Linked DNA regions of Mus musculus: region 2 is linked to region 1. The links are chromatin loops, found by intact Hi-C in ENCODE. Cell type or tissue: left cerebral cortex. All regions are shown on one strand. Links, peaks and the distances in the headings refer to the core of each region. The heading gives the core; the rest is flanking DNA.

Region 1 (15,368 bases), core at 4,194-8,193:
TGGTTACACTCTGTGCTTTTGTGACCTAGCACTGGAGAAAGAGATGCTTCCCACCCCTGCATTCGATAAGTCTTGACAGTGCAAGTAGGCTGTCCTGGTGACTCAGAAGCTGGCTTCAAAGATCATTTCTCTGAAGGAGTTTCCAGAAATGGCTGGGACAATGGCAGCATCACTAGAAAGAAGTCTGTCACCTCCCACAGAAGTGACTTTGAGGGACAACATATTTTTGAATTTGTAATTTTGGAAACTTTGCCAGAACACCACTTCCATTACAGGGGGCAACCAAAAGCACCACCGAGTCAGGAAAGCAGGAGTTAGCAGCAAAGCTGCCACCAGCCCCCTACGCATTTAAGTTATTTTCCCTCCTCTGGACCTCAGTTTCCCTGTCTATAAAGATGGCCTCTAAAGACACTGATATGATATTTCTGCTATGCTCCAACCAAAAGCTACTTAAACTAAAGAGTAAAGTCAAACCCAGCTTATGACTTCCATATTGCATCCTGGGAAATTGAGAGGACCTGTTTCTGCCAAGAGAAAGGCAATTGGGGCCTGATTTACAATAAACCAACCACATCCCTAGTCACAGCTGTTGTCTGCCCAACTCCTTGCTGGAAGCATTTGCCCCACCCCATCATCCCTACTGCTCTGAAGACCTTAGCCCCTGGTTATAGTCATATCTGCTGCCCATTTCTAGTAGTAACTCAAAACCTCAATATCTGTGTGTTCAACTCATCCAGCCACACAGTCTGGTTCCTTGATGTCTCCCATGCGACTACTTCTTTCCTCAGACTAATACAGTCACCCACTCAGCCGTACCACTACAGACTACAACATGACCAGAATCCCCCTTCTTCTGTCCTTGGTCCTTGTCTTTGTCCTCCACTCTTGGTCCTTCCCCCCTCCCACATTTCTATCCCTTATCTTGACCACCCACTGATCCTATCACACACTGACCTTCTGTCTTCCTCTTCCTTCCTCACACACATTGCAAAACTTTTTAATGATGTTTTGCAAGCTTCCTCAACACTCTCTCCTCTCTCTCCTCTGCCACAATCACCTTGAAAATTCCAACATTTGCACCATCTCTGGGCCTATCACACTACAGCTAAAGGCTGCCAGAGAAAACTCACACAACCTGGCTAAGTGATTTCATTTTTTAACTTGTGGACACCAATCTCATGTGGGAAAATCGGCACTTGGAAATTTTGTTGTTTTTCATTGCCCAGGATAGAATTTATTCCCAAAAGCTTCCTGCATGCTTCTCACTCTGCCATGTTCAGGGCTGGTCTCATATCATAACTCCTTTAAGAATTATAAGTCATGAGCAAGGTGGTGGTGGTGCACACCTTTAATGCCAGCATTCAGGAGGCAGAAGTAGTTGGATTTCTGAGTTTGAGGCCAGCCTGATCTAAAGAGCAAGTTCCAGGACAGCCAAGGCTACCCTGTCTCAAACAAACAAAGCCAGAAATTCCTCTTTGTCCTATCACCAAAGTTTACTTATATATTTTTCTTTTTCTTTTCTTTTCTTTTCTTTTTTTTTTGTATTGATCTTCTAGGTTTTCTCACATACATTAATCACACCAAATATTGGGTTTCCTTAAGATACTTTCATATGTATATGTATATTTCCATTACATCACCCAATAACCTTTCTTTGTTCCCCTATCTCTTCTTCACTAGCAAGTGCCCCCTCTGCTGCTCTTCTCTTTACCAGCAGCCATTAACAATACCTACGTCCTCACAGCGACCTTGTGATCCATGGCTATTGACCAAGCACACATTGACTTACACGCTTTCCTCCAATTATCTCTTTTCCATCACCCTCAATAATCCTGTTCCTCTCACCCTGGCTTGTAGGATGTGCCTTTCTCGGGTCACTTCTAGTACAGAGTCTGCCTTTGCATATCTAGTTTTTTAAGTTTTCCCTTTATCACACATACTTTTCTGCCTACTGCTAATTTCTCTATTTATCCTTCCCACTATTTTAAAGCTTCCATAAGCATTCTCTCACACTCCTCTCTACCCGTCAACACCATTTTATGTGACTTCTAACAATACAATCCTGTAACTACTCGACCCAGATTAGCAAGGACATCAGTGGCACAGTCCCAGGAACGGTTTTCTGGTTTCTTTTCAAATAACCCAACAGTAGCATTTTTCACTGCCCTATCTCCATGATGCTCAGATTTTTTTATTACAAGTCCAGACACCCTTCAGGATGCTTCTCCCCACCCCCACCTCTCCCTCTCACAGTCTTTGACTCTCACCCCCACTTCCTAGTCTTCCTCCACGCCCATCTCACTAATGGATACCACCTTGAGTTACTCAAGCCTAAGACCTTGGATAAATCTCACGTGTGCCTGCATCCCGGCCATCAGAAGTAACTACATGTTCTGCATCAACAAAAGTTGACTCAAATCTGTCTCTCTCTGGGTCTCTATAGAGACCTCTTATATGACCCACCTTCAAGCCCATCCTGGCCTCTGAAGTAGCAACCATCTGGTACTTCTGCTTTCCTCCTACTTCATTTCCATTCGATCTCTTTACAAAAGTCTGTGAGTTAGCTTCTCATTTCCCTTAGAATAAACTTCCCCTCTTGCTATGGCCTTCAAAGTTCCCTGTGATCCTGCCCTTATGTGTCTCTCTAACTTTGTTTCATGCCATACTCCCCTTGGCTTCCTATCCATTAACTTTGCAGTTGTTCTAACCTTAGAATGTGCTAACACCTTTTCTGTTCAGTGTCTGCATTTGATGATCCTAGAACTCTCTTAGGGCAGCATGTCAGATAGCAGGCCCACTCTAATCTAAGGTCATATCCTAAGATGCTCTTGCAGGACTACATAATCTGAATGTACCCTCAATGTTATTTTCCACCTTGAATATTATTTCTTTCATAGCATTTTCAAAACAGGATGTCCAATTTCCTCATTTATGTATGTGCCTATCATCTATTCCTAGGAAAATGCTAGGTTTCATACAAGGGCCAAGTCTATCTTATCCTCCACTTATAATCTCAGTAGCTAGTGAATGACATAAAGTGATTTCTCAGAATAATTTCATAGATTAATGAATGAACTATTACAATGGTCTACAACCTAATGTTCTTACAGGTATGCCTTAAGCACAAACTATCTTATTCTTCACATTCCCTGTGTCCTTTCTAACTCTCTTGCCTTTCTTCACATTATCTCATCAGTCTGGATGCCTCCTACCACCCAGGTCTTCATTCAACTTGCCAAAATCCTGGTCATCATTCAAGAGATACCATCAATTCTAATGTCTGATATTTCATCATTAAAGATTCTCTGTACCACAGAATGGCAGTCCATAAGAGTGGTCATTCAGAATGACATTTACCAGTTCAGTTGCCCAGAGTGCAGCTCTCTGGAAGATACTCATGTCTAGAGCTGTCATCAAAGGCCATCTCACTTGCTGGAGTTTGGATCTTGAATATCTCCCTATTGCCCATGTATTAAAAGTTTGATCACCCAGGTGGCACTGTTGGGGATAGTGTAACACTTGGAAAGGGGAATTTAAACCACGGGGGGGGGGGGGGAGCGGTGGCCTTGAAGGGGAGTATGGAACCTTAATTCCTGACCATGATTTAAGTGGTTTCTCTCTACCACATGTTCCCTCCACCATACCCTGCCCTGAGAAGATAGCACAATCAGTCACAGGCTAGAACCTTCAAAATGCTGGCTAAAGAGACCTGCTGTGTTGATAAGTTAATAGGAAGTGGTAGCTCTCCAATCTTGTGCAGTCTCTTCATGTTATACACGGGAAACTCACACAGCTCCCATAGCTTTCCAGGAGACAATTAAAGCAGTGCTGAGGAAGGAATTTTCTCTCTAGACTTTCAGTTTGGAATTATTTCAAACATTTTTTTCCTACCCCGCCTCCCTGAATCAGTGAAGCTAAGACCCACACAAATCTGAAAGGCTATGAATTTTTAACATCTAAAACTGTTTATGTAGCACACTATTTTTGATCTTTTTTTTTTCAACAAACTTCTGACCAGATTAATTTATATGCAAACTTCTGTCAAATGTTTCTAGCTTTATTTTGCTGTTATCACCACAATAAAAGAATTATTTTAAATTCAAGAAGTCTCAAAAACAATGTCACATTTTCCAAGCTGAGCATTCCTTTCTGCCACATGCCCTTTTTTCCAACGCAGAGGTCTTCCGAGCCCTCTGCAGTGCAAAGGAGTACATCAAGTCACTTTCCCTTGTAACAAGAGAGGCAAAGGGAGAACAGCAGAAGAAAATTAAAACCTATTGATTGCCCCTAATGTGATGGAGACTGCTTGCCACTGCAAACATTACCTAGTGTGACCTTCATAACAATCCTGTGAGGTAACTACTTTTACTATTCTATTTGACAGGAGATATTGAACGTTGGGCTCTGATTCTTTGATCTTTTGAATGTTGTCCAAGGACTAATAGCTTCTACCATGGATAAAGTTTCTTTAGAAACAAGATTTTCAAGGGCTAAAGATGTGGCTCAGTGGCTTAAGTGTTTGTCATGTAACCATGAGACTAGAATTCTGGATCTCTGGAGATTCACATAATGCAGAGTAAGTGTGACAACCCACCGCCTGTTATTCTAGCCTTGGAAGGTAGAACAAAGGGTCCCCAGAGCTAGCTGGCTAGCAAGCCTAGTCATATTGTCAACCGGGATCTGGGTTTAACTAAAAGATCCTACCTCCATAAATATGGTTGAAGAGTGATCCATGATAATTCTTGACAACTTCAGGCCTCCAAGTACATGAGCACCTACACACATGCATAGCTGTAGACCATACAAAGGAAAATGGAAGGGGGTGTTCCAGATCCTCTCCACACCAACTGGGGTGTGTTCTGTATTTTAATAACACTTGTTGATGATTCTTCTGCATACACAAAACTAGAAATCAATGATCTAGATGGTACAGCCCAGTAAAAGCTTAACTGAGATTCAAGTTTAGTCTCTCTTAATACAATGAACAAGAGACACACAAATTTCATGGTTTTTAAGAAGACAGCTTAAGTTGTTCCAATACAAACTGTAAGCATCAAAACCATGTTGGCCACCTATCTTGGAGTATTTCTTCCAAAGCAGCCTATTTCACAGAAAAGAGGCAACCTGATGTCATGAAAAGCGTTCAGGTCGACTTCAGAATCAGAAGAATCAATGAGCCCACACACTTCTTAGCAGTATCATTCATCAAATGGTCATCCTGCCAGGGCTTCACTGTTTCCTCTAGTGAGATGGGAGCCTTGGAGAGATCTCTTCCAGCCCCATAATGCTGTGGTTTCAGCTCATTGTTCTCTCATCACTCCTGGCATGGTCATAGCTGAAACAACTTCCTTTCCTAGCCTGTATCATCCCTTTGGTAATTGCTGTGTGGCTTTTCTCAAGCATAAAAATAACTTGTTATTATCACAGCAAACAATCACCATCTTCCAGGGTCCCTGAAAGCCTGACAGCACCCACAATACATAGCTCACTGCCAGCTGGATCCCAGCAATGCTTGAGGCTTCCGGGTCTCCAACCGGAAACCAACCAGCCACCATATTAGTGTGTCCATTTTCCTAAGAGCAAAGGTTACTTCCGGGTTCTTCAATTGTAAGACCTTGGGATATCAATCTCCAGATTCTAGGTCATTGAGTCCTGGTACTAAAGTCCTCAGTCAACCAGAGACCAGATTGAAGCCAACTAAAGCAAAGCCTCAATCCGTGTCATTGTCTGAGGCTGTTCATCCCGATCACACAGGAAGACCTTTTGAACTTATAGATATACTTCTGAGTCAGAAGAAAGATTGCCAAATTTTCTTGGATGGTCTTAACCCTGACACAGATTTTTCAGGGACAGGAAGAGAAGGTTTTCCTTGAGTGTTTTGTCGAGGAGGAAGTCCAAGATTTTGTTTTACATTCAATCAGTACATCCCTTCCATCAGAGCAGTTCTTCCTCTATGAACAGTAGGTAGCTATACATGGATTCCCAGCAGCCTGGCTGACTCAGTACCGGCCCCAGCTGGCATGATACCTTTCCCAGGAAGCCAGCCAGCCTCACAATCACTCGTCCAACTAAATAGACTTGAAAACACAATCTTCAGCATTAACACTGAACTGATCACTATGAAGCCATGATGTGTAGAGTTCAGAAGTAAGCATACAGAAAGATGCTCAACTTCAATAGCCATCAAAGAACTGGAAACCAAAGCTACACTGAAATAGTCAAAATGATAGTCACTAAGGAAAGTAATAACAAATGTTGTTGAGAATAGAGACAAAAATGAACCCTCATATACTGTTAGTGAGAATGTAAACTAGTCCAACCACTATAGAATATAGATATTGTGGCGATTTCTCTAAAAACAGCTTGTCCTGTGGGTTACAGAAACACTTACACATCGAGGTTATTGCAGCACTACATGCAATAGCTAAACTATGGAACCAGCAACAGAAGAATGAATAGGAAAGTGTGACATAGACACACAAAAGGATTATTTTCAGCCACAAAGAAGAAGGAAGTTATGTTGATTGCAAAAAAATGGCTACTGAGGGTAATCATACTTAGGGAATTAAGCCAGAAAGACAAAGATCATATTTTCCCTAATTTGTATATCCTAGATTTTATATATATACATAAGATCATGTATGAACACATGACATAAAATAAAAGTAAACCTTTCTAGGGATCAGAAGAGACTAGTAGGGGGCAATAAAAGGAAGGATGGAGGGACAAGGGGGAATATGTTCAATGCACAATGTATATGTATGCATGTATTTATGGATGTACATATGCATGTTTATATGAGTGGAAACCTTAAATAATTGATTAAGAGTAAATTACCAGAAGTGCCACAGTCCCATGACCCAACTTTGTTCTAACGGTCTACTTCTCAGGAGCAGCTGTGAGACACAAAACCATTTGGTTTAATTAGGTCCATACTTTCCAATTCCCCTGCTTCTCTCCTGGCTCCTGATTTACCTCATTTCCCTGGCTTCTTTGAAAAGAAATCGACTTGTTTGCTGTAAATAAAAAAAGCAATTCTTCTTACCTCTCATTCCAGCAGTTCACTTGTTTAAGCAGATTGCCTATGTGTGCCTACTACATCCCAGACAGTGAGAAAAAAAAAATCTCTAAACAGGGTCCTGCTCCAGAGCAGGGAGCTTAGGATGGGCAAGGATGCAGAGCTTTTATAAAAGCAGGCCTCTCCTAGAGACACCTTCCTAATACCCAGGGCTTGTAGGCTGAGAAGTACCAAGGTGCTTGAATGGGATGTGTCAACCAGGTTTAAGAAATTCATCCATGTTACATCTAAAAGCAGCTTCAGATAGACACACAATTAAGAGGTGTGTCACACACTTGAGTGACACATAGGGTGAGGTGCCCATCAAATACTAGTATTCTTTCATCTCCTACACTCCTGCTTGCTTTTATTCAGGCAACTAAGGTGGCGACCTGGAGGAGAAAGAACGCCAGACACTTAAACCCTAGTGGACGCACGTTTCAGCCAGCATGTTAGCTCTAACTTGTGAGTCCTCCATGAGAGAGAGAGAAGGTATGTTTGCCTCGACAGCATCCTGTGATTTGTCTGCAGTGTCATTGAATGCCCTGTATTATTCTTTGCTAAACAATGAGAAGAGCATGAATGGCCTGAGTATTATTTAGTGTTTTTCACTCATCACCTAGCATATGCCTAGCAAATGGAGATTATAAAAAGGCATTTGTTTTACAAAGAGCCATGGAACAGAATGTCTGACCAGTATTTCTTAAAAGCCTCAAATACAGTATCCGAGAAGCTTCCAGAGATGCAAGAAGCCTAAGCAATGTGATGACTGAATTGTGACAACAGATTCTGCGACTGGAAAAGCACATTAAGGTTGAGTTGGGTTTTTTGGTTTGCTCTTTTTTTTTTCCTCCCTTCTTTTTTTCTTTTTTTAAGTAAGGAACCCTAAGTGAAGAATGAGCATTAATTAACAGTAATGTACCAACATGGTTCATTAACTATGACAAGTGTATCATGCTAATGTAAGACATTAATTATAAAGGAAATTGGGTGTATAATGTACAAGAGCACTGTGTACTGAATCAACAGCGATCCTGTGGATCTGAAGCTCCTTCTCAAACAAAAGACTTAGCAAAACTTCAGATAATCAGCATCTTGCCCTTCCCAGGCAGGAGCTCGTCTTTGGACTGACTTCATTTGCTTTACTGATTGCCACAAAAAGATCTCCTTCAGAACCCTGAACATGTTCTTGCCTAACAGCAGAAAACCTGCGTTCTAGTCTCAGCCTTGCCACTTTCCCACTGTGTGACCATGTGTAAATTATTCTCCTTTCCTTCTAGATGGGCCTTAGGTCACCTCTCTGTTAATAAAAAAAAATTAAGGTAGACAGCCTTTCAAATGGTTTCACAAATCAGGGTGATGCCTGGTTGACCAGTTATCCCTATCTCCTAAGATAATCCTGGGTAAAGAGTACATAGTGAGTAAAGATGTCTTGAATGAATGTGCCATGGTAGGGCTTAAACATACTTGATTCCTGGCTAAACTTACCTTGAGGCTTAGTTAGTACAGCAGCAATAGGAGATAAGATCTTTGGGAAGTTCATAGGGATATTACCATCATAAATGGTTTAGTGTCTTTTTCAAGTGACTAGGTAATATCCCTTGAGACTGGACTAGGTTTTCTGGGAGCAACTTCTATCATGTAGGATTAGACTGGTTACTGGGAAAGTGGGTTGACCTTTCTTAATATGCCATATCCCCCTTCCACTTCTTCACCATGAACTGATGAAGCAATTCACAAAAAGACCAACAAAATACTTCACAAAAAGACAAGCAAATGCCAGCATCGTGCTTTTGGGCCTCCACAACCATGATCTGTCTATTCAAATCTATTTCCTTTACAAATTAATCAGCTTATAGTGTTTTACTATAGCAAAACATAATGAACTGAAAATACGTATATATTTATACATACTATACATGTGTGCATTTATTTATACATATATACATGTTTTCAGTCTATTCTGTGTTGCCATAGTATAATATACTTATATATACACATGTATATACATACACGTATGTGTGTGTGTGTGTGTGTATTGTCAATTTTTTTTAAGACAAGGTCTCACTATTTAGCCCCAGATTGGCCTAAAACTCACTACGTAGACAAGAATGATCTTCACCGACATCTACCTGCCTCTGCCTCCCAAGTGCAGGCATAAAAGGCATATGCCACCACTTCTAGCTAAGTCTAACATTTTAACACTCTAACTTTACATGGAAATCATCAGATTCTACTCAACATTTCAAACTCCTCTTTGAAAAGCTATACCTTCTGGATCAAGCCCTGCAAGCTGTCAACTCACTAACACTTGGATAGAGCAGCCAGCTAATCTATATCTTTATGGGGGATTTCACCCTGGCTTCTGAAGGTGAGATTTTTTTGTTTTTGTTTTTTTATACAAAGCCATCTATCTGCCTCTTCTTAGAATCTTTTTCCAGAGTAAGAGGGTCCAGAATTCCTCAGTACTTAGTTAGTATACCCTGGTACACTGGAGGAAGACAGCTCATAGCTGTAAGGACAAAGTCTCAAGTCACTAAAATAAAAACTTTTACATGTCTTTTCTCCATCCTCAATTTATATAAGGACTAGTATCTTAGCTCCCAATCTTCCTGGCATCCATGCTTTGAAAAATCAGACAAGTTTTTCTCTGTGACTGACCAACCCACCTCTCAGACTTGGAGTGGTCATGAATGAAGCTAAGATGCAGGTCTCTTTCCAGCTCTTCAGAGGGTCTGTGCTCTACACCATCCCTGGGAATTTCTTCTGCCCAAATATTCCATCATTAACAACTCACCAACAACCACACTCCAAAAACCAGGTTCCCAGCATGTTCTGAGAGCTCCCATTCTGCAGCCCCAAGGTAGACTCCTGGAACACGACATGCCTTCCCTCTCTCAAAGCTGAGGCTCTGGTTGTCATCTTTCCTGGCACTGTCTTCAGCAGTGACCTGTGAGCCCCAGCAGTCTGCCCCCTGATCCTATCCAGGACTTGGTATGTAAACGAAGTAAGGTGAACAACTAAACCATTAAGTACTCTATAATTTTATAATATTCTGGGCAACTTAACTCGAATTTCTCAGGAAATTTTTTAATAGCATCAATATGGAAAAAAAAAAAAGCCCAGTTCCTGGTTATAGTCACAAATTCCTGATGGCTTTTCCCTTTTAATAAGAAAAGGAGATCCTTATCCTCATTGTACCCCTGCACCTACTTCCTTATGCCTTCCTCTCCCTGTGGCCTCTCTGTCCCTCTCCTCCCTTATTCATTCTCTCTCTCTCTCTCTCTCTCTGTCTCTCTCTCTCTCTCTCATATTCTCTCTTTGTTCTGCCTGTTACCATCTCTTTTGCATATCCTGCCTCTGTCTCTCTATCTCTCCCCATCTGTCTCTCCCAAGCATCCCTATCCTTCCCTGGCACTTCCTGTCCTGCCTGGTCTCCATGTGTGCCTGGCATCTTGCAGATGAGATTACATTTTCCTTCTCAACCATCTGGTGCAGCCTCATCTGCACTTTGGGGAAAGCAGCAGCATTCCATGGTCAAGAGTGTGGGTTTTGGAGTTAGATTCATGACACTAGGCCTGGCTCTTTCTCATAGTAGTCTGTGGTCAGGAGATACTGCTAATCTCTGTGTCTCAGATTTCTTATCAGCAAAGTGAGGCACAAGTGTCCCTCTCAGAGGAAGGTTGCAAGATAATACCTGGAAAATTTTTAGCACACTTTTAAAACTGGATAACTATGAGCTCCTGCTACAATCAGTCCCCCCTCCCCCTACCTCCCCTCTCCGGTGACTGTTTTTGTGTCACCTGAAAAATTATTAGCCCCAGGGAGGCCTTCTTTGAAGAACATCCAAATAGATTGTCATCCAGAGCCCAGTTTTCTTGATCCAAATTGTCTTGTCTGTGTGCCTGCTTTGATTCAGGAACACTGTATCTGGATGAGGTATCCATAATGCTGACCTTCCCCTAGAAACCACCTGGGCTGCTTTTAGCACCTGTAAACACCTAGGGTGGATCTAAGAAACTCTGACTCCATAGGTCTGGAGTGACATCACGAACAGGCATTTTCAAGATTATCAGAGTGGCTCTCATTAGAGAACAGAGCTTCAAATGTCTGACTTAAACTGTGGTGGTGAACGAAACAATCAATCAGCACGTGATATCGAATTAACAGAGGTGAATGGTTGAGTCAGTAGGAGACAGTGATAAAGGGAGGTGGGGAGGGATCGATGAGTTAATGGATAGAGAGAAGTAGGTGACTGATGATATTTTCCCCCAGATATACGTGTGCTGTAGTCTCCATAATGTGCGCCCATTGTTCTGTGGTTTCCAGAGCAGGAGGCTTAGCTATGTCTGTCCATTCCCAGCCCCAACTTTACAATTGCCTGGTACCTGTTTTTCCATCTCCTTCCAGCCCTTTGCAGCTTTCCAGGAGATTCTCCCTCTTTGGCTCGCACTGATTCCCCCCTCCAGTATACCCTCTCACCTCTACCGAAATAGCTGCAACTGCGGGTTCTTACACTTCTCTCAAGGTACTTTCAAATGAGGACGCTTTGGACAGGACAGCTACACAAAACAGTTTTATTTGATGAACCACAGTGAGTAACAAGATCATTTAAAAAAAAAAAAGCGCATCCTGAAGAAGGGGTGGGGGTGAGGAAAAGCTGCCTCTGCTGCTATCTGTCCCATGCTGTGGTTGAGTTTGTTGTCTCCCAGAAGCCTCCTGCAGCTCGAACTGGCTGCTTTGAGAATGGCCTGGCGGAGAAAGTAGCTGTGTGAAAGTTTCTGGCCTGAGATATGCAGAGCTCAGCTAAGAGGAGCTGCTTTCTCCATCCCCCACCACCACAACCCCCTTTCCTACTCCAGGAGCAGGATCTCTGCCAGAGATGGTCCAACCGCATCAAGCTGGGCTCTTCCTGTTTCCATGGAATATGTCTTGTCCTTGGTGTCCAGAGCCCTCCAAGAACAAAACCCGGAATATGCACACCCATGTCCAGCTCACAAAGGCCCCACTATTGATTTTGTCCTGGAGATCCCCACAGAGGCTCCAGTCACTCTTTCCCAAACTTACTCCCCCCTAAAGGAGAAAGAGGATCCAGGAGGCTCAGTCCTGATGGAGAGGATCACAAAAGCTCACCCTTTTTTCATCATCCTGTGGCAAGAAAGTGGCCTCCTCAAGACCCCTAAAGAGAGTGAGAGGGGTGAGAAAAAAGTCAGAGGCAGGGAGGGACAGAGGAGAAGGGCCCTGCTATATATAGTCTGTAAGTCTCTTCTTGCTACTGTGGAACTGGGAGAGGAACTGGGGCCCAGCTCCAGACTTCTCCAGCCTTAGGACCAGATGCCACTGAGAAAACAGCTCCCTACAGAAATCCTAGCACAAACATAGACTTCTTTCCTAGATACGGACCAGCCGTCGGAGTTCCCCAAATCCAGTGGGGGTGGATCCACAATGGATCTATTCTACCTCCATAGGTCCATTCTTCCCCAAGTGGACTCTGAGACCTACAGAGGCACAGGGGAAAGTGAGTGGGGGGTTCACCCTAGTCCTTCATCGATAAAGTTTATGTGATACTTGTGTATGTGTGTGTGTACACACACATGCATGTGCACATTGATATACCTTTATATACACCCATATAGACAAAAAGCAAATAGCCTTACCTAACCAAGTGAGTGACTCTTGGTGCCAAGTAGCACCAAAACCTATAGAGATGGTGGGGTGGGGGAGGAGACAGGAGAAAGATCAGCTCTACAGTTCACAGTTCTGTAGGAGGTGGAGGGATGAGGATTGGGATAGGGGAGGCAAGCAGCATACAAACTAAATACAGACTCCCCTCTAATCCTTTCTCTGTTGTCCCTTCCCAACTCCCCCCTTCAGAGGGACAGGACAATCCACAGCTTCTTCAGTCCTGTTGCCTTGAGATTCTCACAGACAGTTTTAAAAAAAAAAAATGATGGGAAGGATACTGGGTTATTGGTAGGATTCACTAAGCATCACAGAGATTCTGCCAAAGAGAAATTGCTATTCAAAAATTCATCTAGCCCTGGTGCCTGGACCAACAATGAACTGATCCAACTTTTTTGAAAGATACAGAGCTCCTGGCGCTGGGGACTAGAGCACTAATTCTTTGCCTACATACAGCCACCTGCTGGTTCTCAGAAAACAGGACAAGAACTCAAAGGATAAGTTACTCTTCAAGTTTCAGGGTACTTAACCCTTAAGAGTCCAGCAGGGAAGAAGGCGCTGGGGTACAGACAGGAAGGTTTGAGGGGAAGGGACCCACTAGAAGAGAAAGAGTTAGATCTAGCAAGTGAGTAGTTGACAGAAATAATTTCTCCAGCAGAGAAAGCAAAAAGGGGTGCTAGAGAGCTGAGGGAAAAAATGGCAGAATGAAGCAAATTAGATCAGGACTCATACTTCAACATTTTAGGGTCCATATAACCTTCCCTCATTTATTATAAACAAAGAAACTGAAGTTTAAGGAAGTTAAGAGACTTGTGCAAGCTCAACCTCAGAAATGTTGAACAGCTGAGCTGTTTGCAAGGCTCCATCCCTTTCCGCTAAACCACAAACATCTGAGAGGGGCAAGGCAGAACTCGGAGATGAGCAAGAGAACGGAGCGAGGAATCCGGGAGAAAGTACAGCCATGCTACCTGATTCTCAGAGCGTGAGGATAAAGTTTGGGTCAGACCCGCTGCACCAGGCTTCCCTCTGGTCCCAGCCCTAGTCCACAAGGGTTTCTTGACTATAGGGAATCGATTTCTCATGCATCTGCTCTCCTCCCTTTCCCATGTTGGGGCCAGGGCCCTGGCTGTGCCCGGAAGAATAACTGGCTGACTTCTCAGCACTACTGCTGTGAGGGGTGCCTTTGCACCCGCTCTGATCACAGCAGAGCATGGAGGTGCAGGCTTGGCGAAATCGGGGGTCAAAGAAGGCATAGAGAAAGGGGTTGAGGCAGCTGTTGACATAACTGATGCAGGTGCAGTACGGAAAGACATTCATGAGGAAGATGTCAAAGTCACAGGGCCAGTGCAGCAAACTGCCCAGCATGTAGAGAGTCTTCACCAGGTGGTAAGGCATCCAGCACAGGGCAAAGGTCACTACAAGCACCACGATAATGCTGAGCAGCCGGCGCCTCTTCCGCAGGCCCTCAATGCGCTCCTTTCGGAAATGGCCAGCGATGGTTTGGGCAATGAAGAAGTAACATGTCAGCATGATGGTGAAGGGCACCACAAAGCCCACGGCAGTGGAGGACACCCCAAGGCCCACCTCCCAGGCCCACTCTGAGTTTGAAGTGGCCACCATAGAGTAGTCCATGTAGCACTGGATCTTGGTGCCATTTTCCGAGGCGTCTGTGGAACGGAACACCATGACAGGCACAGCTAGAAGGGCAGCCAGCACCCATAAGACTGCTGTGGCCACGGCCCCGCTGACTCGCAGCCTTAGCCGAGCATTGGCCACCGGCCTGACAATGGCCAGGTATCGGTCAAAGCTGAGGCCGGTGAGGCAAAAGACACTGGCGTACATGTTGACAAAGATGAGGTAGCTGCTGAGCTTGCAAGAGAAGGTTCCAAAAGGCCAGTCAAACTCCCGGTAGGTATAAGTGGCCCACAGTGGCAAAGTCACCACAAAGGTCAAGTCAGCCACTGCCAGGCTGGCAATGAAGATGTCAGCTGAGCGTCTCTTTTCGCGGCTGGTTCGAAACACGGTCCAGAGCACCAGGCCATTGCCTGTGGTGCCTAGAAGAAAAACCAACATGTAGATGGCAGGAATGAGCGCTCCAGAGGGCTTCCAGTCTGCGTAGTCGCATTCAGACTGGTTGTCAGCCCCATAGTAGTTGTAACCATCATCTTCCATGGTGCTGAATGAAGTGAAGCTGGGCAGTGAGTCCCAGGGACACCAGTTCCAGAGATGGGTCACCAACTCAGCAAGCACCCTGAAGGATTGGCTTGAACCTCAGAGTAAGAGGTCTGAGGGTGCTTAGAGTCCTTCCAGGCATGCGAACCGCCCCACTGGGAGCTCAGACCCAGCGGGATGAGCAGTTCAGGCAGCTTCAGTCTACCTTCCCGTCCCAGCCCAGCCCAGCTCAGCTAAAGACACTTCCTTGCACCCTCCAGAGTCTCTGTCTCCTCCTAAACTCTGCACTCCCTCCTCCCACTCCCAGGCTAACCCCTCCCTCTCTAGTGAGTCTTAAGATCTTTAAGTCACAGCCCACTTTTTTTTTACTTCTTGCCACTGGGTAAGTAGACTAAATTGCCCCCTACAGTGCTGGGCTGACAATTACCCTGTGCTTTTCAAGCCTGCTGCTCCTCCC
Region 2 (15,368 bases), core at 7,004-11,003, 68 kb before region 1:
CCAGTTTCCCCTCCGGAAACCCCCTATCCCACTCACTCTCCCCCTGCTTCTATGAAGGTGTTCACCCACCTACCCACCCACTCACTCCAGCCTCCCTGGAAATTATATATAATTTGTAAAGAACATTTTAAGAAAAATTTTAATTGTGAGAAATGTGAAAAATAAAACACAGCCTTAGATGCATAAAACTGAGGAAATTAGGAGGCTAAAAACTATTCCTTACAGAGTGAGACTATACTGCATCAATATTACCAAACCCAAGACCCAAAGAGTGGGCATGAGATAGGTGTAATAAGAAAATCACTCTAAACATATGGACTAGCATGAGGAAGGCCCTTGACGATTGGGTGTAATAAGAAAAATTATTGCATGAATATGGAGTAGCCTGAGAAAGGTCCTCAACAATTTGTTTTATTTTTATTTACTTGTATGTGTGTGTGTGTTTCTGTTTGTTTGTGTGTGTGTGTATGTATGTGTGTGTATGTATGTGTGTGTAGGTGTGTATGTGAGTGTGTGTAGGTGTTTGTATGTGTATGTGTGTGCATGTATAATGTGTGTATGTGTGTTTGTGTATGTGTGTATATGTTTGTTGTGTATGTGTGTATGTGAGTGTGTGTGTATGTGTTTATGTATGTATGTATGTGTGTGTATATGTGTATATGTTTGTGTGTGTATGTGTGTATGTGTATGTTTGTGTATGTGTGTGTATGTATGTGTATGTATGTGTGTATGTGTTTATGTGTGTATGTATGTGTATATGTGAGTGTGTACATGTATATGTGTTTGTGTGTGTATGTATGTGTGTTTGTGTGTGCATGTATATGTGTTTATGTGTGCATGTATGTGTGTATGTGAGTGTGTATGTGTTTGTGTGTGTATGTGTATGTATGTGTGTCATGTGTATGTGTGTGTGTGTTTGTGTGTGTGTGTTTGTGTGTGTGTGTGTGTGTGTGTGTGTGTGTGTAGGCTTGGGCACACCACAATGTATATGTGTAGATAAGAGAACAACTTTTTGGAATTGTTCTCACTTCCCACCTTGATGAGACAAAGGCTTGTATCATTTCTGCTGCTATACTACATACCTAAGCTTAGCTGGGCTGAGCGCTCCTTTGCTCTTCCTCTCTGTCTCACATCTTACTGGGATTACAGACTTATGCTTCTGCATCCAGGGTTTTTGTTTGTTTGTTTGTTTGTCTGTCTTGTTTTGTTTTTATAGATTTCTATGATCGAACCCAGGTTACAAGTTTGTCATCAAACACTTTTACCCACTGAGCCATCTCCCTGGCCTTATAATTATTTACTTGCAGATTTTATTTGTGTGGGAACATGAAATGGACAGTCTCCATTTTTTGTTAATTGTCACACAAATTTTAAAAGCAGGCAGGTTGTAGTAACTATGGGAAAAGGAATCCATTAGCCAGACATCCAAATAATTATCTAAATTGTCCCAACTCTGACATTTGTCACCGTGTCTTCCCTGGGAGGTAGGTAAGTGGGGAAATAATGAGAAGAAAGTTATTTTGTAATTACCCTGCATGAATTATGACTCCAAGAGTCTATTTCCAGGGGTACTTTAAAGTAATTTAGTTCAACATTATTGAAGTGTAATTTAGTACATTATTGATGCAGAGAAACTCCGGAACCAGACTCAAAAGAAAAGGACTTTTATCCTGACATTTGACTCTGTCTTCTTATGGACACCAACCTCATTCAGCCCTCAGTGCCTTCCCTGTGTGATGGAGTAAGGATATCTGCTTTACCACCTTCACAGAAGACTTGGACAATGGAGGGAATAAATACCGAGATGCTTTGCCTATCAAGACTATTCATGGGAGGAATCCCTCCTCATGCCTTCCTTGATATTAAAAGACTCTCTTTGGTCTCTGCTCCACACTTCGTCTCTGTATTTGCTCTCATGAGTATTTTGTTCACCCTTCTAAGGACTGAAGCATCCACACTTTGGTCCTCTGTTGCAGGATTTCCTGTCCAATCACATTAGGCCAGTGGGAGGCTTGTGATTGGACAGGAGAAGGGAGGTGGAGTGAGGAGTTGAGGAGACAGAGCGGTCTCAGGAGGAGAGAGAGAAGCAGAATGGAGGCTGCTGTGGTGTTATCAAAAGGTTAGAATAATTGGGTTAAAGCTTTATCATTATCATTTGGCTTTGAAATTATTGTATTGGCATCTTGTAAATTGTGTTATTATTGATACATAAATCCGATTGGCTAATTAAGAATTAAGAGTCTTGATTCTGAGGCAGAGGCAGACGGATCTTTGAGTTCAAGGCCAGCCTGGTCTGCAAAGTGAGTTCCAGGACAGCCAGGGCTATACAGAGAAACCCTTTCTCGAAAAACAAACAAACAAACAAAAAAGAGTCTTGATTCTACCGGGGAATTAGGTATTAAGATGACTAACCAAGGGTGTGTGGGGCGTTGTATGAAAGCAAGAACTGGGGGGAGGGGGCTGTCCAAGAGATGGCCTGGTGGGAGATATGTGGCCTCGCAGGGCTATCGAGAGTTGGGCTGAGAGACTGAGTGAGATCACCTGGTGCAGGAGCTAGCTCTAGAGAGTTGTTGGCAGGGGCAGAAGCACTAGAGCGTGGCCTGGCCCCGCTGAGAGTTGGCGGGTTCGTTTTTTAATATTTCCTTCAACAGTCTTCCTTATTCTTGAACTTCACATGGTCTGTGAATTGTAACTTGGGTATCCACTTATCAATGAGTGCATACCATGTGTGTTCTCTTGTGACTGGGTTGCCTCACTCAGGATAATATTTTCTAATTCCATCCATTTGCCTAAGAATTTCATGAATTCATTGTTTTTAACAGTTGAGTAGTACTCCATTGTATAAAAGTACCACATTTTCTGTATCTATTACTCTGTTGAAGAACATCTGAGATCTTTCAGGCTTCTGGCTATTATAAATAAGACTGCTATGAACACAGTGGAGCATGTGTCCTTGTTATATTTTGGAGCATCTTTTGGATATATTCCCAAGAGTGATTGTTGGATCCTCAGGTAGTACTATGTTCAATTTTCTGAAGAACAGCCAGACTGATTTCAGAGTGGTTGTACCAGGTTGCAATCCCACTAACAGTGGAAGAGGGTTCCTATTTCTCTACATCCTTAACAGCATCTGCTGTCACCTGAGTTTTTGATCTTAGCCATTCTAACTGGTGTGATGTGGAATCTCAGGGTTGTTTTGATTTGCATTTCCCTGTTGAACATTTCTTTAAGTGCTTCTCAGCCATTTGGTATTCCTCAGTTGAGAATTCTTTGTTTAGCTCTGTACCCTATTTTTAATAGGGTTATTTGGTTCTCTGGAGTCTAAATTCTTGAGCTCTTTGTATGTATTGGATATTAACCAGAGACTGATGGATCCCACCAGCGGATCCATCCCATATACAGATACCAAACCCACACACTACTGAAGTTGCCAAGAAGTACTTGCTGACAGGGGCTGTCTCCTGAGAGGCTATGCCAGAGCCTGACAAATACAGGGGTAGATGTTCACAGCCAACCATTGTACTGAGCACAGGGTCCCCAATGGAGGAATTAGAGAAAGGACTGAAGTAGCTGAAGGGGTTTGCAACCCACATGAGGAACAGCAAGACCCCCTCCCCACCCCCAGAGCTCCCAGGATTTAAACCACCAACCAAAGAGTACATATGGACAGACCTATGGCTCCAGCCAAATGTGTAGCAGAAGATGGCCTTGTCAGGAGAAGAGGCTCTTGGACCCGTGAAGGCAGGATGCCCCAGCATAAGGGAAAAGAGCAAATTTTGCTCTTTGCCAGAGCAAAGAGACATGAGTGGGTGGGTGAGTGGGTGAGCACCCTCATAGAAGCAGGGGAACGGAGGATGGGATAGGGGGTTTCCAGAGGGGAAACCAGGAAAGAGGATAACATTTGAAATGTAAATAAATAAAATATCCAGTAAAATTTTTAAAAAGAATGTAAGATAATAATGCCAAGAACTGCAAACAAATATCAGAAGGTGTCTATAAACTGGGAGTTTGGTGTGGCCTTGAGAATAGCGCTCCATGTCTTTAAGTAACTGAAAAATAAAATTTCTAAAACCTCAAAAACAAAAACAAAAAAAAAGGATTCTCTTTGGTCACAACTGATGAAAGAAAACATAAACTAGTTTAAAGGAAGAAAACCACAAAACTACCCAACAAAAAAATACATATCTAAGGCTTACCATTTGCTCAAATGCTATCACCTGAACCCTGACTTCTCTCTAACTCCTGACTTCCTTAGGAGACATTGTCGTAACTGCCAGTTGCTCTAGATTTAGATTTTCCAAGGATCAAACCCTTGAAGAAAGTCAGTCTCAATCTCAATAGATAGACAAAAAATAGATAGATAGATAGATAGATAGATAGATAGATAGATAGATAGATAGATAGATAGAGATGGATGGATGGATGGATGGATGGATGGATGGATGGATGGATGGATGGATGGATGGGTGAGTGAATGGATGGGTGGATGGTAGAGTAGATAGATAGATAGATAGATAGATAGATAGATAGATAGATAGATAGATAGATTAGATTAGAATGATTTTCTCATTACACCTATCTTCTACCCACTCTTTGGGTCTTGGGTTCAATAATATTGATACAGTATAGTCTTACTCCATAAGGAGTAGCTTTTTGCCCTCTAATTTCAATTTTATGTATCTTAGGATGTGTTCTATTTTTCACATTTCTCACAACTAAAAATTTTCTTTAAATGTTCTTTATCATTAAATATTTATAATTATGCAAACCTCATTTCTGTATCTTTGATACCTAGTTCAATGCTTGCTGTGCATAGATAGATAGATAGATAGATAGATAGATAGATAGATAGATAGATAAATATTATTACATCAAGGGCTTAATGAGGTTGGTGTTCATAGGAAGATAAAGTCAAATGTCAGGATAGAACTCATTTTCTGAGCTTGGTTACAGAGTTTCTCTGCACCCATAATATACTAAAGTCAACTTCAATAAACCTAAGTGACTCTAAAGTCATATATGTGGTACATACATGTATGTGAGCCATGTTCATCACATTCTCAACTTCTTACTAAGAAGCACTCACAGACCTTGGAGCTGGAGATATAGCTCAGTTGTAAAGTATTTGAGTAGCATGTGCAAGACCCTTTGTTCAGTCCTAAAATCAAAAGATTCATATGCCGAAAGTTGAGAAAGAATAGATTTCCAAGGAAAACAAGAAAAGGATTTAAGGAAATGAGACACCAAAAGGAATAGTTATTGACTTGTTTATCCTAATTTTCTTCACAGAGACCCCCTGGTCAGTATTCAGTACATCAGCAGTAGCTCAAGATAGATATACAGACTCAAAATAGTTCACATCTCAAGTGAACATCAAGGCCTGTCGCAACTCAATGTTGAACCTTTGATCTCTTTTCTTGAGTGTCACCTTCTAGTCAGATCCAGTCTGCTTCTCTCCATCCCCAGATCATTCCTGTCACACATCAACTCCCAGCCCATGAGAATCTGAACTATGAAGCTAGCCCATTTCTTCTGTTACATCCATACTCCAAATTCTGTGTCTTTTCTGGCCCTGGCTTTTCTCCTGTGCTAATTTTGTTCTGTTTGCTTTCTATTCTTTCCGAGACATCAAGATATGTAAATAATACAAAAGACACAAACACAAAGAAAAATAATGAAAGCTTAGGGAAGATAGAAAACGCTAAGGAAAAGAATGATGGAGAAAACATCCCAGAGAATTACATAGACCCACAAGTAATGATTAGGATTTTGCTCAGAGGAGAGTGACACACAGCCATTCCAGGCATGAATCCTGAGACCTAAATCCACTCTGCTATCTCTTTTGAAGAAAGAAAAACTCTTTCCTCAACTCAGAAGTTACAAAGCAGTGGCCCACAGGCAGATCAGCCTGGTAGATGTGTTACACTTGGCCCACATAGCATTTTGTAGAATTTAAATTACTTGCCAGTATTTAAAAATGGTGAGATTTTTTTTTACATAAGGACCTGGATTTCCAGCTGCTCTTGAAAACTCAGGAGCTGTGGTGGCAGCCCTACACCCAAGCTTCCACTGGAACAACAGTTGCATGGGTGGAATAGCCTTTGCCCTCCTTAGAGTAAGGACATAGCAAGAGCTATGTATGACCTTGTCTCCTATTCTCCTGTGCTGCCTGCTTGGCACCTGGCACTGGGTGTGTAATCCTGTGTCAATCTAAACAACTAAGCATTCGCTCTTCAGATCAACCCCATTATTATGTTACTTGCATTTGATTGTACTATAGTATTTATTATAATAATATAATCTGTCCCATTTTTTACTGACTTAGAGATTTCCCACTGGTTCTTGAAATCAACCCAACAAAGTCAAAACACCAAATGCTTTCTAAGTAGCCCTCAACCATATTCCTCTGTTTTATCTAAACTGAGAAGTCAGGAAGCCATCATAGACATGTTGAGCCTGTCAATGTTTATATGATATGCCTTTTTCATCTACAAAGTTTATACTTCGGAAATGCATAACTAAGTTAAGACAAAAAAAATCATAATGGAGCTTCACGAAGTGAAGGCTCAGTTGGGTACAGTCCTTGCCTTACAAGAAAAGGGAGTTGAGTTTGGTCCTCAAGATATAAAATAGGTTGGATAGTGGCATATGTTTGTAATCCCAGCACTGGAGAAGGAAAGACAAGCAGATCCCTCAGGTCTGATGAGCAGCTAGCCTAGCCTCCCCTACTTGGGGAGTTCCACACCATTGAGAAAGCTTGTCTCAAGATGAAAGGTGGACAGTGCCTGACGACTGTTCTTTAACCTACACACACACACACACACACACACACACACACACACACACACACACACACACACATGCACACACGCACGTGCACGCGCAAAATAATCCAGTTGGTCCATCTAAATCATCACCATATGAGAGGAAGTGCATTTTTGGTGGTTCTTCCTCAGTGTTGCCTATAAACACACATACATAGATTTCATAATGTTTTAATCTTCCAATTTTGTGTTGGATACACATTGTTACCCTGGGGCCCATGCAGTCCACTAGCCACAGGTTGAACAAGCAATTTGGGACTACTCAAAATTTTCTAATCCATCTTTTCTGGTGATGGCATATTCTTAACATATGCTTTCTTTCCCTACACTAGTCTCCACTGTCAATCTTCCCTGGGTCTTCAGAGTCCAGCTTGGAAGTCATGACCTTTGTATAGACCACCCTGGTTCTTCATAAAACCAGCCCTCCAGGGGGCTCCTGCAATAGCACTAAGTTCCTACTTTGTTCAGTTCAGTACCTGCCATGTTTTTCTCTAATTGTCTATTTACACTGCTGCCTCCTCCATACCCATCCCAGGCTGAGAGCCTTGACAACAGAAACTGCAGCTGACTCATCTTTGTAGATACAGTGCCTTTCTGTATACCTTGGCAGATATCAGACACTCAATAAATTCTTGTTAAATGAATGAAGAAAGGAACAAACACACAGAGAACAAATTGGCATGTGTTCATGGAATGTCACACCTCAGCAATTGTAATGAAAGAAATCCATTCCATTGAAGCTTTTCTGTCTACAAAGAATTGTCTTATCCTCTGGAGCCCTTTAGAAGTAGTTTTGACAGATTCTACAGAGTTGTCAGAGGAAACATACTAAAGAAAAAGTCATATCTCTTGGGAATAGGCAGAAAGAGTCAGCAACAGAAGAAGCCTCAATGATGGTCTCTGACATTTCTGGCTCCTCAAGTTACAACACTATGAAACACTATGAACCTGTAGCTTACATACCATCTCTACTCTGGTGCAGGCAGGAAAAAAGTAATCACTGTTTGAACACACAAAAGAGGAGTTCTAAGTTACTATCTGACTTCCCATCCATACTAGATATATTTACTATTTCTTAAAGATATCAGATACCTCTTACCTGAAGGATGTTGAACTTTCTACTCCCTCTCCTGACTGCATATTTGCCCACATCACTTTCTTGCTTTATCCAAGCCTAAGATCACATTAACTAAAATCTTTCCCTGATCACCAAAGCAAAACTATGTATCTCACCTCTTGCAACCCTTTACTCTCCATTCTGCTTGAAGATGGAGCTGTAGAAAGAAGAGGATTGGGGAACAACGTGAGAGATGGTGCTCAATATCATCAAGGCTCTGTTCTCTCTGGTCTTTGTCTCTGCTCCGTTCAATTCCAACTTAACAAAACAGATTATGCATTTGTCATTTTCATGACTCAGTGAAGGACATTTCCCAGTCTCCCCCATGAGAATATGCTCAGAGAAATAATCCAGTTGGCCCATCTAAATCACCACCACATGAGAGGAAGTGCATTTTTAGTGGTTCTGCCTCAGGGTTGCCTATAAATTCTTTAGGATCTCATTCAGCCTCCAGCTTGTCACTACAACCAAAGTAAAGACTCATGCACTTTATCATGCCCAGCTGGACCTCAGCTATATAAACTGGAAATGAGTAAAACTTTAAGACCTAATTTGTCTCCACACAGAAAAGACTGCAGAACAATAGTTCAATTGCAAATTATTTTTTCGGTAGATAATATCCAAGTCAAGAGAGATGTACAGACTTGTGCCTATCCCATACAAAGAATTTGTAACCCTTGACACCAACTTTGAGCTCCTTGTTACTGTGTCATGCAGCTATTTTGTCCTCAACCACCATGAGGTGAAGTGAGGGAAGCAGGCAGGAGCTGCTATTATGGTCCTAGCCACTTGGAGGAAAAAAAAAAAAAAAAAAACAGAAAGCATGCTATAGCACACACAGGACTGCTTAGCCGGTGCCACAAAAACCTGGAAAGCATCACCTGGCAGATGGCAGAGAGAGGCAGCAGCCAATGGGATGGGAGTTTGCAGCCAGCATGGCAGATGCCAGGAGGCTGCAGCTATTCTGGGATGCAGGCAGCGACTGCTCCATCACACCAGCCCTGACAGTCCCTTCTTCTCTAGGGCAGGAAGAATGTCTCCAACCTCCTTCTAGGTCCTCACTAATTAATGTTGAGTCTGCTGCTGAAGACTTTAAGCTAAGCAATCAGGCCAAAGATAACTATCCCATTACAGAAACGAAAATTTCTAAATAGCATCTCCAATCTTGGCAAATGCTTAGTCATCATCCTTACTGGAACTTGACACCTACTTAGCACTCATCTGGTCCAAACGCCCATGTTATTAGATAGAGAAACTGAAGGCAGAAAGAAGATATAGTTTGCCCCCAGTGTTCCGCAGAAAACTTGAAGGAGAGCTCTGTGTCACCTGATATCTGAGTTCGGAACTCTTTCAACCCGAGCTGTTGAGTCCTAGGATGTGGTCTGATTCTCATTCTCGGTCTCATTGTTGTCCACCTTTTGAAGCATGCTTCCCTGGATGGATCAAGTCAGGATCTTTATGCTCACATTTCCCAATAAAGGCCATACTAGAACCTCAGGCATGATTTCCCATTTTAGCTCCCCTTTCCTACCCTCATATACTGAGAAGTGTACAGTATAGTCTTAAGACCCCCACTTGCTTTCTGGACAGAACTTGAGTTAACCCAGAGAATCCACTCTTCCTGGTCCCATGTCTTGGTCCTTCCTCCAGGGCAGTTATCTCTTACTTAGGCAAAAATATCTTTGCCCTAAAATACTTTCCAAAGAGACATCAAAACAAAAGAGTACTTAAGAAAAAAATTCCCTCCTCCTTTGTTCTTAACCAGTCTCAGCCTTCTTCCTACTGTCCGTACCTTCTCTGCCCGGGTGGACAACAGACGTTCACTTACTGAATTTGTAATTAAGGCATAGGCTCTACATGTAGCAAATAGACCAGAGTTCGAAGCTCTCTCTGCAACTGATTATAGCCTAGACACTTTCCATTTGCCCGTTTTCCATCTCGAGAAATGAGGTATGATGATATGATCCTCCTAGGGTTGGGAGTGATGGTGAATTCGGTTCCATGTCTAAGATACAGTAAGCTCTCAGTGTCTTTGAGTAACGTGATGATGATAATGTCTGCACAGCACATACTGATGGGAAGTGTCATCACTGCCTCCTCACACCTCCTGCTGCTCTCAGCCCCTTTAGCCTACTTCTGCCAGGAGACCTTTCCTGATCACATTCATCTCTTCAATACTTTTGTTTCGCCAAACTCCACTCTCATTCAGATAGTGCTAAGTTGAAATGCATGTCTGATCACTCGGAGTTGGCATTAGTCACGCCTCCTCACCTAAAACCACAAACTCCCATCAGGGAAAACCAAAGGCCTTTGTCCTCCCAACAATGCAGATTCCAGGGTCAGGTACAAAGAAGGTTCTTGGGTTTTAAAAAAAAAAAAAAAAGCTACTGAGTGAACAGTCAGAGCAAAGCCATCTCAGAACCTTCTACTTTCACCTTCGCTTGCTCTTTCAATCCTTGGAACCTCTGGTATAGTGACCAGACCTAGAAGTCTTCAAAGAGGGAGGTCAGCATGTTTTTGCTTGTGATCCAAAAGAGAAATTTAACAAGATATGTGCTCAACAACAAGATGTTCTTAGAAATTCTCAGAGGAAGAAAATGCTTTTTTCCATTTCCACAGGAAGATACCAAGGCTCAGAGAGGTTCAAAGATTGACCCATGCTCCCGCCAAAAAGAAAAAGAGCAAGGGCTTGCTATAGTACTCTTAACATCTCCTCTGTACAAGCTGCTGCAAAGAGATCATGTTAGTATCTCTGTCCTCAGCCACAGTAGTCTCAGCAATCCTTTCCCTTAGCCAAGAGGAGAGAGAAAGGTTTACGGGCTGGAACTGCTCTTATGGAAGGTGGAAACTCTATTCCTAGCACCCATATCAGGTAACATACCCTGTCCACAAACCCCCACACATACACACACATATCCACATGCTTAAAAATCATTTTAAAATAAATTAACATTTCACCTTATGATCTGAAAAGATGAAATAGAAACACTCTTCTTTATAGGAGTGCTCTAAGAATTAAATAAAATAGTCCATAGTCTCTGCATGGCACTTAATCTCATGCTTGGCATGAAAAGTGTTGAAAAATGTTATCTGTACCTTAATGTCCTCAAGAGCAAAGAACAGAGGCCTAGACTCCAAAGATGTGGAGAGAGGCTGTGTGTTTACATATGGAAAGGAGCTATGCTATGCCAGAGCCTATGAGGTTTGGTACAGAAATGGTTTTAGCAGCTAGGTTGGGTTGTCTTAAATATCCCAATTTGAGTTCCTATTAGGAAAACTTGGTTACATTTTGTCTTCTTGTGGCAAAATACCAGACAGAAGCAACTTATTGGAGGAAGAGTTTGTTTTATCTCATGGATCCTGGAAGATACAGTCCATCATGGTAGACCATGATAATAGGAGCTTGGGATGCTGTCCCTCATCACACGATGGTGAATCAGGATGCAAGGAACATGACCAGAACTGGGGCCTGGCTGTACTCTCAAAAGCCTGACCCTAATGCTCCATCTCTACCAGTTATAGCTCCAAGTCTGTGTTTGTACTTCCAGTGCAGCAAGGCCTGTGTAAGAGCAATAATTGTAATGAAAGGATGATTAATGGCAGGGCCTTCACAAAAGCAGGCAGGAGTAAGTCACCCCAGTCATCACAGCTTTCTGTACCCCATCCAAAACAGGGTCAGCACACCTTTCTCCACATGGGCAGGTGAGAGAAAATAAAAGGTGTAGGTCCTGGCAGTAAGCATGCCATTCTGTTCCAGGGTATTTCTAGAACAACCTCTGGTTGTCAACATCTAATTGACAGTTGTCCTATAAACAGGCCCAGAAGGAAGCCTGCTGCACTTCCGGATTCCTTCTTCTCATCCACTCTTCCTTAGACACCAAAGCTTTCTTTTCGCAGAAAACTCCTAGGCAGGAGCTGGCCTCCCTCACACCATCCCCTTCCCCCATTTCTCAGGTTGCCTGGGAGACTAGGTTTACCTGGAATGAATGGGTCAGGTGCATAATTCAGAGTCAGTGGCTCCTGGGTCTGGACTGGAGTGGATAGACTAAAGGCTCCCTGGACAGCGTTAAAATCATAGATGTGAGATAGCTGGAAAGGACTCAGCCTCTGCAGTCATCCACAGAGGAAGGAGAGTGGAGGGAACCAGGCAGGAAGGGTTGCTCAGCAAAATCAACAAGCTTACTACCAATACCAGCTCCCAAGGGAAAAAAAAAAAGAAGTAGTTTGTAACAACACCTCTCCTCAATGATGTATTCCCCCAGTGCTGAGCTGAGAATAGTCCTACCTCCCTTGTAATTCATTTTTGCTTCATTCTTTTGGGATTCCATTCATAGACACCATGAAGTATGATCTCCTCTACTCATTTTCCTTGTTGACTCTTTCGATATCCCTCCAGGATACCTTTCTCCTAGCTTCATGTCTCCACCTTTCTCCTTTTCTTTTTTGACAGTCTACTAATTCTAGTTAGTGCTATCCTATGTACAAATTATGGGGCCATCCTCAGGATCAAGGGTAAACTACTAGTGGCCAAACCCTCAAAAAAATAAATGGCTTCCCCTTCCCTTCTGCCAATAGCTCTTCAATAATGGCCCAAACCTGAAGGGTACCTTCCCCATCTATGCCTGAGTTTGCCTGGCTTGATCTTATGCAGGTCTTGTGCAAGTCATCACAGCTGCTGTGAGTTTATGGGTGTGATGACCATGCCATTGTTTTTTCAACAACAGTGTTTATGTGTTCAACATGATGCTTTGTCATCAAATTATCAAATAAAGCTGGTTAATGTATCTATTATAAGACATTCAAATGTTTATGAAGATCATCTTAGGTCTAATTTCTTGGCAATTTTATTTAGTTGCTATATAGTACAATAGTCCTCCAGAATTTATTAATACTAACTAAAACTGATGCTCTGACCAACATCTTCCTATCCACCATCCTGTTCAGTCCCTGGCAACTAACACTCTATTCTCTGCTCCTATTAGCCTAGCATTTATATATTACACAGAGAGCTGAGCTCATGTGCCATCTGCCTTTCTCTGTGTCTTCTACATTTAATATACTGTCCTTCAGGTTCATCCATGTTGCTGCCAATGATAATATTCCAGTGTGTGCATGTATGTGTCACACGTATCCATTCAGTGGACACTTATGTGTATTTCATATCTTGGCTTTGTAACTAGCACACGGAAGTCTTTGGTAAATTGACCTCATTTCTTTTAGATAGCCCTGCTTTTTGCCTCCTCTCCCATCCAGCATCCTCTCTTTGAAGCATGTTGTACCTTTTCAAGTGATTAGGCTGTCTTCTCTGCTGCCAGCCTCCCAGAACAGGAGCCTGTCTGCTTCACTGTCTGCTGCATCTCCAGCACTCAGCATGGTGTCTGGTGAATAGCAAGGGCTCGTAAACACGTGATGACTAACTTATGAAAAGGTCTCTTTTTCTGGCATCCCCTTAGTTGGAATGAAAATGAGATTCATGGCTAGAAGCTCCACAGTCTCTTGGTCACAGATCAAGCGGGTCAATCAGTCAGCTCTCCGATTTAACAAGTGCTGGTTCTGCCTCTTAGGAGCTACAGATTATTACGTTGTGTGCAATCAAAATAATTAACTAGGCTTCCTGGAAACTGACCCATCTGAACACAGATGCACACAGCACTCCAAGCTAATCAAAGTTGGCTGTACTACAGCATTTGAGATGGCTCCACATCTAGTACCCAATAGGCACTCAAAAAGTCGATGAAGCTAAGCCACCCTTGCTGAACAGCAGCTATGTATATACTGATTTCTTTCCATACCCATAGTGGTCTTACATGGTCCTCTAAGGAAGAGTCAGTCTCTTTCCTCTAACCCAGCCTGTCTTTTCCAGAACAAGAATGACCTCCTACAGGGTGGCAGAGAGGTGATGTCTCTTATTTCTACATCCTACTATCCTACTATGAATCTCTTTTGTTTATCCCTTCAATCTATTTCCCTTCTACAAGTGATGAAATCTGTTTGTCTTGTCCACCAGTGGATAACAGTGGTATCACTACATAGATTTTTGGCCACTATATCTGCTGGGGCTTTCTAAGTGGAGGCTCAAGCAGTCACAGCTGGCCTGATGCTCAAAATGGAATTCATCCATTACTGCAGCGAGAGTCTGGAGACAGTTGTATGGTTACTATGTGCTAATCCAGGGAGAGAGAAAAATAGAAAGAAAACCCCTATACCTGCCCACAGATTACTCATAGTCTAAAATAGTGGCAGATAAACAGGCACTCAGATTGAGAGTGGTGTCTTACTTCTGTGTTAGTAAAATTAATTTCTCAGAGAAACACTTACCAACTCAGTTTCGTGTCCCTGGGAACATTTCTAAGTCTCATCGATGCCTGGGCTTTGCAAGATAGTGTAAGTGACTCCAGGGAAGATTTGGCCAAAAGCATTCTTTTCTTTTCTTTTCTTTTCTTTTCTTTTCTTTTCTTTTCTTTTCTTTTCTTTTCTTCTTTTCTTTTCTTTTCTTTCCTCTTCTTTTTTTCTTTCTTTTTTTCCTTACTCATAGAATATCCATTTATTTCTACATGCAGTTGTGTCATTTTTAATTTTTTTATTTTTTATTAGGTATTTTCTTTATTTACATTTCAAATGTTATCCCCTTTCCTGGTTTCCCCTCCAAAAACTCCCTATCCTCTTCCCCCTCCCCCTGCTCACCCACCCATCCACTCCTGCTTCCTGGCCCTGGCATTCCCCTACATTGGGGCATAAAACTTTCACAGGACCAAGGTCCTCTCTTCCCACTGATGACTGACTAGGCCATCCTTTCCTACATATGCAGCTGGAGCCATGAGTCCCACCAACCTTTGGTTGGTGGTTTTAGAATCTGGGAGCTCTGGGGACTGAAAGCATTCTTGGACCTACCCTTGAGCTATTTCTCATTTCCCATCTAGTCTTTCTTCCTGGGGATATAGGCAGGGTTGGGTGGGTGGAGATACCTACCACATTGTGTATGAAGGTCCCTTTCCTTGAGATAGGTAATCATGAAATGAAATCATGAAATGAATTGTTCGTGCTCCCAAATGCGCACCTGCTCTCAGTAGACGGGAGTTGTATAGGATACCAACATCTGATGTCAAAGGATTAGCTTAGAGGACTGGCAAAGCAGGAGCAGAAGAAACTGTCAAAAGAAAAAAAAAAAAAGATCAAGAACTGGACTGAGAAGATGGTTAAGTGCTTGCCCCAAACATTAGACCTCAATTCACACCTCCAATGCATAAGAAGCAGGGAGCAACAGTGCAAACCCATAATCCCAGTGCTGTGGAGGGAGACAGGAGGATCTCTAGGACTGGCTGACCAGTCAGTCTAGCCCCATTGCTGAAATCTAGGTGTTTTGGATGACTCAAAAACTGAGATGAGGAATGATAGAGTCAGATAGTTGTCTACCTCTGGCTTCCAAA

Evidence for each region. A loop is a pair of places that touch in the nucleus more often than their neighbours do. Peaks named below come from ENCODE experiments on the same cell type or tissue, not always from the same donor. Only the 100,000 strongest peaks of a DNase experiment are listed, where the experiment ranks them.
Region 2: a loop joins it to region 1, with 2.1 times the contacts of the local background. A loop is called at or near these places in 1 of 42 quality-filtered maps.

What each region holds. Positions count from the first base shown.
Region 1 is chr2:85,136,176-85,151,543 of GRCm38, reverse strand. It overlaps Aplnr (apelin receptor), which reads right to left and starts at 15,184. Exons shown (of 1, transcript NM_011784.3): 1 at 11,621-15,184. The coding sequence starts at 14,911. The coding sequence ends at 13,778. In left cerebral cortex, for the core only: no CTCF peak of the experiment used is centred there; a DNase peak (open chromatin) is centred at 6,028.
Region 2 is chr2:85,207,434-85,222,801 of GRCm38, reverse strand. Gm13715 (a long non-coding RNA gene) reads right to left here and starts at 14,366. Exons shown (of 5, transcript XR_374759.2): 1 at 14,260-14,366; 2 at 8,058-8,098. In left cerebral cortex, for the core only: a CTCF peak has its summit at 8,739; DNase peaks (open chromatin) are centred at 8,326 and 8,862; H3K27ac peaks cover 1,193 bases.